Regions from separate parts of the Homo sapiens genome. Here all the other regions are linked to region 3. A link is a contact called in ENCODE Hi-C or POLR2A ChIA-PET data. All regions are on one chromosome and are shown on one strand. Each heading gives the region's core, a stretch centred on a gene start or an enhancer-like site at or near the end of the contact. The rest is flanking DNA. Distances are from core to core; before and after follow the strand shown.

The links. Hi-C counts contacts between places; a loop is a spot of excess contacts on that map. ChIA-PET counts read pairs that join two places held with the same protein, here RNA polymerase II (POLR2A). Pooled maps may share reads with other maps.
Region 1: a map of naive thymus-derived CD4-positive, alpha-beta T cell shows a loop between it and region 3 (5-fold over the local background). The contact joins the promoter of CD40LG here to the promoter of INTS6L-AS1 in region 3. A Hi-C loop is called at or near these places in 1 of 168 maps with a recorded cell type or tissue (naive thymus-derived CD4-positive, alpha-beta T cell) and 5 of 50 pooled maps. POLR2A ChIA-PET finds 5 or more read pairs at or near these places in 1 of 52 experiments (activated CD4-positive, alpha-beta T cell).
Region 2: a loop to region 3 is called in a pooled map, with 6 times the contacts of the local background. The contact joins the promoter of ARHGEF6 here to the promoter of INTS6L-AS1 in region 3. A Hi-C loop is called at or near these places in 9 of 50 pooled maps.

Annotation. Positions count from the first base shown.
Region 1 is chrX:136,646,597-136,649,707 of GRCh38, forward strand. CD40LG (CD40 ligand) reads left to right here and starts at 1,562. Exons shown (of 5, transcript NM_000074.3): 1 at 1,562-1,808. The coding sequence starts at 1,653.
Region 2 is chrX:136,779,422-136,783,047 of GRCh38, forward strand. It overlaps ARHGEF6 (Rac/Cdc42 guanine nucleotide exchange factor 6), which reads right to left and starts at 1,511. Exons shown (of 22, transcript NM_004840.3): 1 at 1,297-1,511; 2 at 1-76. The coding sequence starts at 1,461. RefSeq lists an enhancer at 1-166.
Region 3 is chrX:135,519,210-135,522,352 of GRCh38, forward strand. It overlaps INTS6L-AS1 (INTS6L antisense RNA 1), which reads right to left and starts at 1,465. Exons shown (of 2, transcript NR_046740.1): 1 at 1,358-1,465; 2 at 874-1,163. INTS6L (integrator complex subunit 6 like) reads left to right here and starts at 1,451. Exons shown (of 18, transcript NM_001351601.3): 1 at 1,451-1,894; 2 at 2,032-2,109. The coding sequence starts at 1,784. RefSeq lists enhancers at 1,605-1,684, 1,715-1,774 and silencers at 2,025-2,294, 2,355-2,554.

The DNA of each region.
Region 1 (3,111 bases), core at 312-2,811, 1.1 Mb after region 3:
GCAGGGCCCCTGCAGCTCTGGCACTCTCAAGTTGTATAAAACTGACAGTGCAGAAGTCCTTGAGCCCATTTTGGCTCTCATGATAATTTTCCTTCAGTGGAACTAAGGTTACTTGTCTAAGAACCAAAGCCTCTGACTTGACTGATCAAAGTTCATCACGTGCATCGAAGCCACCTACTTGGCAGATGTAGTGAAAAGCTACATAGATCTGGGCCCAGGACAGGATGCTGGGGCGTGGGAGGGGAAGAAAGCAGGTGCTAACTATATAGATAGCATGCCTATCAGAGCAGTTTTTACGTTTCCTATTTGTCTCTCAAAACAATTTTATAGGAATCATCAAAGCAATTTTATCATGGTTTCTAGACCAGGTTTGGATGTGAGGTAGGGATTTCCACAGCTGCTTTTAGTTTGAAGGAAATCTGATAAGATGATGCAAAAGCCCTTCAGAAATGTGTAATCCTACACACTTCAGTGATTCAATTCATTGTCAAAACTTAAGGTGTTTTTAATATTGTTATTGTTCATTTGGTTTTTACCAACATGTAAGGAGTTGGCAATTATTTGTTAAACTCATGTCTTAGGCTAAATAAATTCCAAAAAATTCAGGATGAGAATTGTTTATTGCTTAACGTGTTTCAAATTTCTTCCATGCACATCTTTATTAGATCTTCACAGCAACCTACAGGATAAGCAAGACAGGTGCAAGTGCCTCCTTTGGGTATGAGGAAACTGAGGTCTAAAGAGATGAAGTGATTTGCCCAAGGCTCATAGCAATTTATTGGTAGAGCAAAGACTAGAATTCAGATCTCTTAACTGCAGCCTATTTTCCCTATTCTGAACTGTTACATCAGCATCAACAATTATCTAATGGATTGGAACAGTGTACACAGGCAGCTTAGCTACGTCAAGTCACGATTTTTACTTTAACTTCAATTCCAGAGTCTTGGCCTGATTTCCCTCAAGACCCTACTTATCTTTGCCTTTGCAAAATTTATTTTTCTTGCATTATCTTTCCAGCTAAATTTTATTTAATAACCATCAGCATGCTTTTTTTGCTTTATGCCATGTAGACTTGACCTGAAAACCTGCCAGGCTTTCATTGAGTTTAGTGATTAAAGAAGTAAAGTTCTGAGAAGCAATTAGTTGATGGGACACCAGTCATAAAATCAATCCAAACTTTTGTTGACATGTGTTTCTTTCTCCATATACCAGGTTCCCGCTTCGTATTAGTAAGATTGAAATTGAAATAAGTCTATTGCTGGTGGATGAATTTGTCACTTTCCTTGAAACTGGTGAACCCAAAAAGTTAGACAGTGATAGGAAAATACTGCCATTGTCTGTTAAGAAGTCTATGACATTTCAAGGCAAGAATGAATATATGGAAGAAGAAACTTGTTTCTTCTTTACTTACAAAAAGGAAAGCCTGGAAGTGAATGATATGGGTATAATTAAAAAAAAAAAAAAAAACAAAAAACCTTTACGTAACGTTTTTGCTGGGAGAGAAGACTACGAAGCACATTTTCCAGGAAGTGTGGGCTGCAACGATTGTGCGCTCTTAACTAATCCTGAGTAAGGTGGCCACTTTGACAGTCTTCTCATGCTGCCTCTGCCACCTTCTCTGCCAGAAGATACCATTTCAACTTTAACACAGCATGATCGAAACATACAACCAAACTTCTCCCCGATCTGCGGCCACTGGACTGCCCATCAGCATGAAAATTTTTATGTATTTACTTACTGTTTTTCTTATCACCCAGATGATTGGGTCAGCACTTTTTGCTGTGTATCTTCATAGAAGGTTGGACAAGGTAAGATGAACCACAAGCCTTTATTAACTAAATTTGGGGTCCTTACTAATTCATAGGTTGGTTCTACCCAAATGATGGATGATGGTAGAAACCAAATAGAAGAATGGTCTTGTGGCATAATGTTTGTTGCCTAGTCAATGAAGTCTCATATTCTTGTCTCTGGTTAGGATCTTGGGATCTGGAGTCAGACTGCCTGGGTTCAAATCTTGGCTCTGCCCATACCATCTCTGTTATCCTGGGGCAAGTGCCTCAGTTTCCACATCTGAGAAATGGGGATGGTATTGGTGTCCATTTCATAGATTAAGTGAGTTTAGCCTTGTAAAAAGCTTAGGAGGGGGTCTGATACATAGTAAGCACTATGTACGCACTAGCTATAATTATTTGCTAAAGTTCTGCTTTAAAAGTAAGCTATTTTTTTATGGAGACAGCTTTTTTCTTTTAAATTTCCAGCTAGGCAAGAAGAGCGTCAATTTGATCTAAAATTTCATAATGCTTCAGATTAACATAGACATGGATAAGTCCCAGAATTTGCAGTCTTTTAGTAAAAGTAGCATTTTCTGTGTAATTCTTCACAAGCACTGATTGTAGTTGCAGGATGCTCAGTCTCCCTCTGAGATGTTTTACATTTTTAAATGGTTAGACTTGCAGGAACAAAAGAGCAGAGTAACTTAGTAGGCTGTTTTGCATTCTTAGGAAAAGAAAACCATCAGGACTTATTTTGTTTTCATGTATTTTTTCACTTCCACTGAGGAGTATAATTGGCTGGTGTTGACAAAATACCAATCATAGATGTAAAGGAGAAAGTTGATTAGTTTTCTGGCTGTTCCTAAAATTCTGGATGCAGGAACTGTGGCTAGAAAGCATCTGGATGATTGCACTTTATCAGGGATACTTGAGTGTCCTCTCTTAGGATCTGGACCTAGAATTAATGTCATGAGATTTTTCTAACAGGATAAGGTGAGGTAGTGAGGGCTGAAGTCATCCACTGGGTTATCCAAATATTAGGTTTCACTGCTGACAAAAGAGGGGGCTTCTGGTCTGGTTGGTTATTTGTGTTTGGCCTGATGTGCTCTGTCAATCAAATGTATGGACATAGGCCTAGCTTCTAAAGGGGCAATAGTGACCTCAGTGGACTGATATTTACCGTACTATTTACATGTGCTCTTAATTACAGCAGAAGCTGCCAGCTAACTGAATCTTGTTTTGAATCTAAAAAATCTACTCTTAAAGCAAGAAAATGGTATAAAATTAGTTGATAATGCAAGTGAATTCTGTACATTTAATTATTCTAAGACATTGGAAA
Region 2 (3,626 bases), core at 261-2,760, 1.3 Mb after region 3:
GGAGGGTTGCACATCCTTTCAGGAAGTCATTGATGTTGTTGATGCAGTCAGCTTCAGTTTGGGGATCCAGACAAAACTAGAGGAACACAGTGAAATGTCACTTGGAGATTGTCATCCCATGCCAAGCAAAGTATACTCATCATTTGCTGATAACTAGAGAAAGCAGGCCTCTTAAGGTGTGGGGCAACACTGCTGTCAATCCAGGAAGAGAAATAACCACTGAAGGAAGTGATGCAAAAATCTAAACGGTCGATCTTTGTTTCAAATGTCACCAAACCTTTAGTGGCAAGCCATGTCTACTTACAAGCTTTCTCTCATGCCTTCTGTTCCAGTGTGCTGATGGCAAATTAGGGAGACCAAGACAGTTTTTTGAGCTTAGTTCTTGCTTTCAAGAAAGGAAGCAATCCCTGGTACCTCTCTCTCCTCCTTCCCCCTGATAATTTAATAAAATTCTATTTCCCCTCTACATTTGACCACACTTCTTTACATTTTATCACTATTTAATCACTCTTTCTCAAGTTTAAGAAATTATAAGTAAATTTATTTGCTCAATAAAAATACAAACTGGCTCATGAAGGCAAAAGTGCTATGCTCACAGTCCATGATGACCTTAAGAAAGTAAATGTAAAATTGTACCTTTAAGCTTACTTAAAGTGCCTACTTTAGAAATTATCTATTCTCGTGATCGTGGATTTCCAGCTATTAAAAATCTTGAATTGTTTTAAAGAGAGTAAAGTTAGTTTCACTTTGAACGCACATTGCATTCGAAACATATATCTGGTTTCTATTGCTTTTACAAACTTTATGTGACATTTTGAATTATTTTTTTCCTAGTTGCTATATAGTCTCTCCTTCAATGGATTTTTCTAAAAGGAAATCTACACTGATTTTAATCAAACTGCCAATAAACACCACCAAGATCTGTTATAAATCATTCTATTTTTCCACAGACTCATAAGTACCCCAAGTTCAAAACATGTCCTCGGTACACAAGGAGATGTAACATGCATCTCCATGATAGAGCAAGCTTGTGATATGAGTGTTCTCCTTGTCCCTTGTTGCCAGTGGTGTCACAGGTTTTCCCTATACTACAATTTGGGGGCCAATTACTAAAGAATAACGTTTCATTTTCTTACATTTTCAAACTACAAAAACAGTAAGAAAGAATGTCTAACTCTTAGAAAAATATTAAAGTAGGAGATTCCCATGGCCTGGGAAATAGAAAAATCTCAAGAGTTACATGATTGCTGCTCTCTGGTGATAAGCAATCCCAAAGAGACTGCAAATTTCCCTTACCTTTTCCACAGAGCCAGGCATGAGTCTGTTGATCAGTTTGCACAGAACTACCCCATTTTTCAGCGAGGACTTTAAAAACTCCTCCGGATCACAGATGGTCTTTTTAGGGGACTCTAAAACTCCCAAAGATATAAGCCATGTCACGATTTGTTCTTCTGGATTCATTACTGAGGACGGTACACTCCAAACAGCACTCTGGGGCAGCTGCAAGGACTAAGCCACATCCGCGATTGCATCTGCTGTTGTCTTCCTTTTTATGAGTTCTCTTCGGGTGCTTGCAGAGCAAAGGTTTAAAGCAACTTTTCTTAAACAACAGCGGAACCCACTCAAAATATGGGATTTTAAAACCACAGAGATCACGGTCCAAGATGTGGAAACAGATAAGAATTAATTTAACAATCCTGGATAACGCTGGTTTTTCCTTTTCAAAACCTGCAAAACAAATTCGTTAGGATAAAAAAAAAGAAGAAACGCACATGCACACACGCATACACACACACGCACACAGAGTGCAAGAAGTTATAAGGGAAGAAAGTGAAAAGGATGCTGGGGAGGGAGGAGAGACAAGCAAGCAAGTGCTTTGGGAAACAGAGGTGAGCCAGCACTTCAGGGGACCTTGGAAATGAGACACTCATGGGCCAGTCTGGGAAAACACTGTCAATAAATAGTCTAGCCCCAGTGAAAATCTGGCTTCTGTTAGGAGGACGATGCCAACTGGCTCTTAGGTCAGACAGATCTGAGCCTCATGGGGAGATGTGCTGGCACAACAGGGCTCAAAGAAGGTAGACAGAAAATTCTTCCAAGAAATAGCCGGATGTCCTCATAGTATCTCCCAGAGATGGTGTGTCACGATCATTCCTTGCAAAACACGTTGAGTTGCATGGTGACAACGTGCCAAGCAAACGAAGATTATGCCTGCTGTCAGCCATCACTGTGTATAAGCAGAAGCTAGAAGAATGGCATTTTACTTTGCAGCCAAAAAGCTATGTTTAGGGAAATAGGCTAAGGATAACATCTGACATCCTGTTTACTTGCATTCTTTAGCAATTCTTTTTCTGGACCTGGTTCCACTACATAATCCAGCTGCAGTACCCTTAGCAAAGGCTCAGACTCAGTCACATAAGTGGGTAAAATACACTTGAAAAAATAGAATGTTTGAGAACAAAAGAGCACTTGTCCTCTGTCTACACTACAATATGGAAGATTCTTATTTTCCCAACAACAACAACAACAAAAAAACACTTTGCACTTAAAATACTGCTCTGAAAAAAAAACTGTCTATAACAAGAGATCTTCATCATTCTCAAACATTTTCAGAACCACTTGAAATAGGCATACTATTGGGAAATTTATGATAAGGCCAACTTTAATAGTATAACCCTATGTTGGCAAATGTGTGGCACTTACCATGATTACCTCTCCTCGTGCATGGGAGACATCAGATCATGTATAGCTCTTTCCTACTAAGCCTCAGAATTCTTTTCAACACAGCTTCAGGCATCTACTACCAAAGAATCAGCTTAGATAACCCTACTAAACATTTTCAAAGCTGCCCTTTCTTGCTCTGTCAGGACACTTGTCACACTTTACTATTATCACTTGTTGATCTGATGATCTGACTCCTCCACAAGAATGTAAACTTCCTAAACTCGGGGTCTTGTTTTTTTTTATTTAACACTGTGTTACCAGCAGACTGCCAGGTATACACAGTAGATGTTAAAAAATGCTGAATGAATAAATGAATGTATTCAGATGGTGTCCCTGATATAGACAGTAACTGATTATAGCAAGGATTTTTTGTTTGTTGGTTGGTTTAAATGGCTTAAAACAAACATTTTTTCTTGTTAATGATTTTTACCATTTTATTAAGCTGTAATTGACACATAAGGAACTGCATATATATGATTTAATGAATTTTGACATATACATACATCTTTGATACAATCACACAAATGCAATCCAGATAAGCCTTTCCATCACCCCCAAAATTGTCCTCGTGCCCTTTCAATTCTTTCTTTCCTCTTTGCCTCCAAATGCCAGGCAACCACCAATCTATTTTCAGTGTCTATAGATTAGTTTGCATTTTCAAGAATCTTATATAAATGGAAGTACACAGTATGGTACTATCTTTTTTCTGGCTTCTTAACTCAACATCATCATTTTCATACTCATTCATGTTATTGTGTCTGTCCATAGTTCTATAACAAGGTTTGCTTGATGTACTTGTGACTTAAGCAAAATAAGTATAATCAATCAAAAGTTTTCATTGACGTTGACCCATGGCCAAATCTATGTAATGGAAATAAAAACAGAATACATTTGTTGATAAA
Region 3 (3,143 bases), core at 215-2,714:
GTTGAAGTGATTCTCCTGCCTCAGCCTCCCAAGTAGCTGGGACTACAGGCGCCTGCTCCCATGCCCGGCTAATTTTTGTATTTTTAGTAGAGACGGGGGTTTCACCATGTTGGCCAGGCTGGTCTCAAACTCCTGCCCTCAAATGATCCACCCACCTCGGCCTCCCAAAGTGCTGGAATTACAGGCATGAGCCACTGCGCCTGGCCAAAATATATAAAATATTATGTATGTATATGTCATCATCTCTCCTCAATGAAACTGCAAACTCATTGAAGTCCTGGATTCCACATTGTCAATAGTAATTGCCAGGAATACACAAGTCCAATTTTTAAAATTGTGTCATATGAAGTAGTCAATCAAGTGTGGTTGGCCACTTACTGAGTCTCTTCACAGAGCCAGACCTGAGAGTATCCGTAATTGTTACCCTAACCTCAGGGAGCTGCATTTTCCTCTACTGAAAATTGAATACAATGCCATCTGCCATAATTAATTCAAAGATTAAACAAGGCTACCGTGGGTGCCTGGCTCTTCATAGGCACTCAATAAATGTGAGTTGAGAGCCTGCCCCTGTGGTCCCAGCTACTTGAGAGGCTGAGATGGGAGGATCGCTTAAGCCCAGGAGCTGGACGCTGCAGGCAGCTATGATGGGGCCACTGCACTCCAGCCTGGGCGATCAAGCGAGATCCTCTTTATTTATTTATAAAAATAAATAAATAAATAAATATGTGAGTTGAATCACAATCTAGGTTTGCAAACCTCCATGTGTAAAGGCTGCGCAGAGGGAACAGTGGTGGAATTATCACAGGCAGGCCAATGTTTCAAAGAGCTTAGTGAAACTGAAGAAGCTTGTGCATACAAAAGGCCAGTTTAGGTAACTGTAACTGTGTTTAAGCTTTAGTTTCCTTTCTAAGTAGATATATGTGGAATGCAAGGCCAGCAACCAACTCACAAATACTGATCAAGACGGGGGAGGGATCTAAAGGAATGTGAGTACGTCCTGCCAGGAAAGAAGTTTGCTGCTTCTGAAATATTTTCGTCTTCGCCACTGGCAGGATTGATCGATTGCAGTTAGCGAAGAATTTTCTGTGCAAACTGTCCAAGCATCTGCTTCTGTACTTCTGTACAACTGTTGCTCAAATTCACTCTTCTTTTCGAATCACCATCTTTGAAGAGAGACAGAAAAATCCATTTAAACCACCCGAACTAATCATTCGAACTGCTTCCAAGTCCTTTAAAGGAGAATCCTAGCGAGGGTCCGTAACACTTCCCCTTACCCTCTGCCTGGGTTCAAACTTCAACTCCCAGGGTTCGCCCAAGTCCCTCCCCTAGTCCTGTCATCTAATGAATATGCAAATACCACATAATTGGCAGCCAATGGCATGGGTTCTGGTCACATGGTGCCGATGGTAGGTGAGCAGACAGAAGTTGTCAGTGAACAGAGACGGCGCTCAGTCTGGGGCGAGCGCTCTAGTGAGCGCGGACGGATGCTTAGGCAGTAGTCCTGGCAGCGGCAGTAGTGGTGGCAGCAGAAGAGAGGAAGGGGGAGGGCCCCGAGGGCTACACACGCTCACACTTTCAAGTTCCCTTGGAGGGAGAGGAGGTGGGGCTGCAGAAAGAGGAGGCCAGGAGCGGTCCCATCCGTCCCGTCCCGTCCCGTCTCCCCCTCTTCCTCTTGCTCCTTGCTCCCCGGCTCTGCGAGAGTTGAGGGTTCAGGTGGCCGTACGCGGCAGTGAGGGCAAGAGGGCCGGGAGAGTGGGGAGCGGAGGCAGGAGTGCGGGGGAAGATGCCCATCCTGCTGTTCCTCATAGACACGTCCGCCTCTATGAACCAGCGCACTGACCTGGGCACCTCTTATTTGGACATTGCCAAAGGCGCTGTGGAGTTATTCTTGAAGGTAAAGGGAGGGGAGGGGAGAGATGGGGAGAGCTCCCGAGGGATTTCAGGGTGTGGATTGAGGTGCTTCTGTAACGTTTGTATCGCCCTCCCCCCTCCTTTCCTACGCGACCCCCTCCGTCATCCCTTGCCCCGCAGCTGCGCGCCCGGGACCCGGCCAGCCGTGGAGACAGGTACATGCTGGTCACCTACGACGAACCCCCGTACTGCATCAAGGTAAAGGGGCTACGGGTGGGGGGACAGGCGGGAAGCGGGAGCAAGTCGGCGGGGGCTGCTTACCCCCCTGCCCCCGCCTAAGGCGGTCCTGCGTCGCCCGGCGGGGCGGGCGGCGAGGGGGTGCGCAGAGGGCGGGCGGAGTGGTGCCGTCGGCGGCTTCGGAGTAGCTGTCGCGCCTGGGGTCGGGGAGAGGGGACCGGGGAGGAGCAGCCCCGGGGAGAAACCGCAGGAGGGCCGAGCTCGTGGCGCGACAACCGCAGCCGCCTCGGAACATGGCGGACATTTTGCTTTTGTATGAGCCTGCGAGAGGGAGACTGAGGGCGCTGCTGAGATGGAAAGGAGGGAGGGGAGGGAGGAGCGGGGAAGGAGGGCCCGAAACCCGGAGGGAGGCTGCGAGGCGGGCCCGCCCCTTCGAGGCGCACCGCGCGAGGGTCGCCGCGCGGGGGGCCGGACGGAGCCTGCGACTCCGCCCCGAGGTCCTGCCGGCCGGGCGCGCGGGCTTTCCCGGAGCCTGGGCTCCTCCTCTGGCCCCTCCTTCCTCCCCCGGTCTTCCTCCCCCTCCTTGGGCTCTTCGCTGCATCTCCTCCTTCTCCCCCTCTTCCTCCTGGTCCCCTCCCCTTCCTGCTGAGAGCGTGGCAGAGCCAGCCGCCGGCCTTCAAAGACTAGACAACCGCCTTTGCACTCGTTGGCCTCTCACCACCCCCGCGCAATCGGAAATCTGTCCGCGACGCCAGTCTCCCCACCCCCAGACCCGGAGAAAGTCTTTGCGTTTCTGCTCCGGAATTGGCCAGGTTCAGCCCCGCTCTCAGTTACCTTAGCTACTGTTACTGTTTCATTGGAAATTCCAGCGAAGCAACGACACGGAGGGGGACGTGCCAAGTGCGAACCCACAGGGGCAGAGCTTTTTAGGGATCCGCTCTACCTATTTACATCATAAATTAGGTTTGTGCTAGCCACGTAGGAATTAATCCAGGGACAAGAAAGAAAGGAAGGGGAGGACTCAAATGTGAGCATTTGTAATAGTCAAGTTCGAT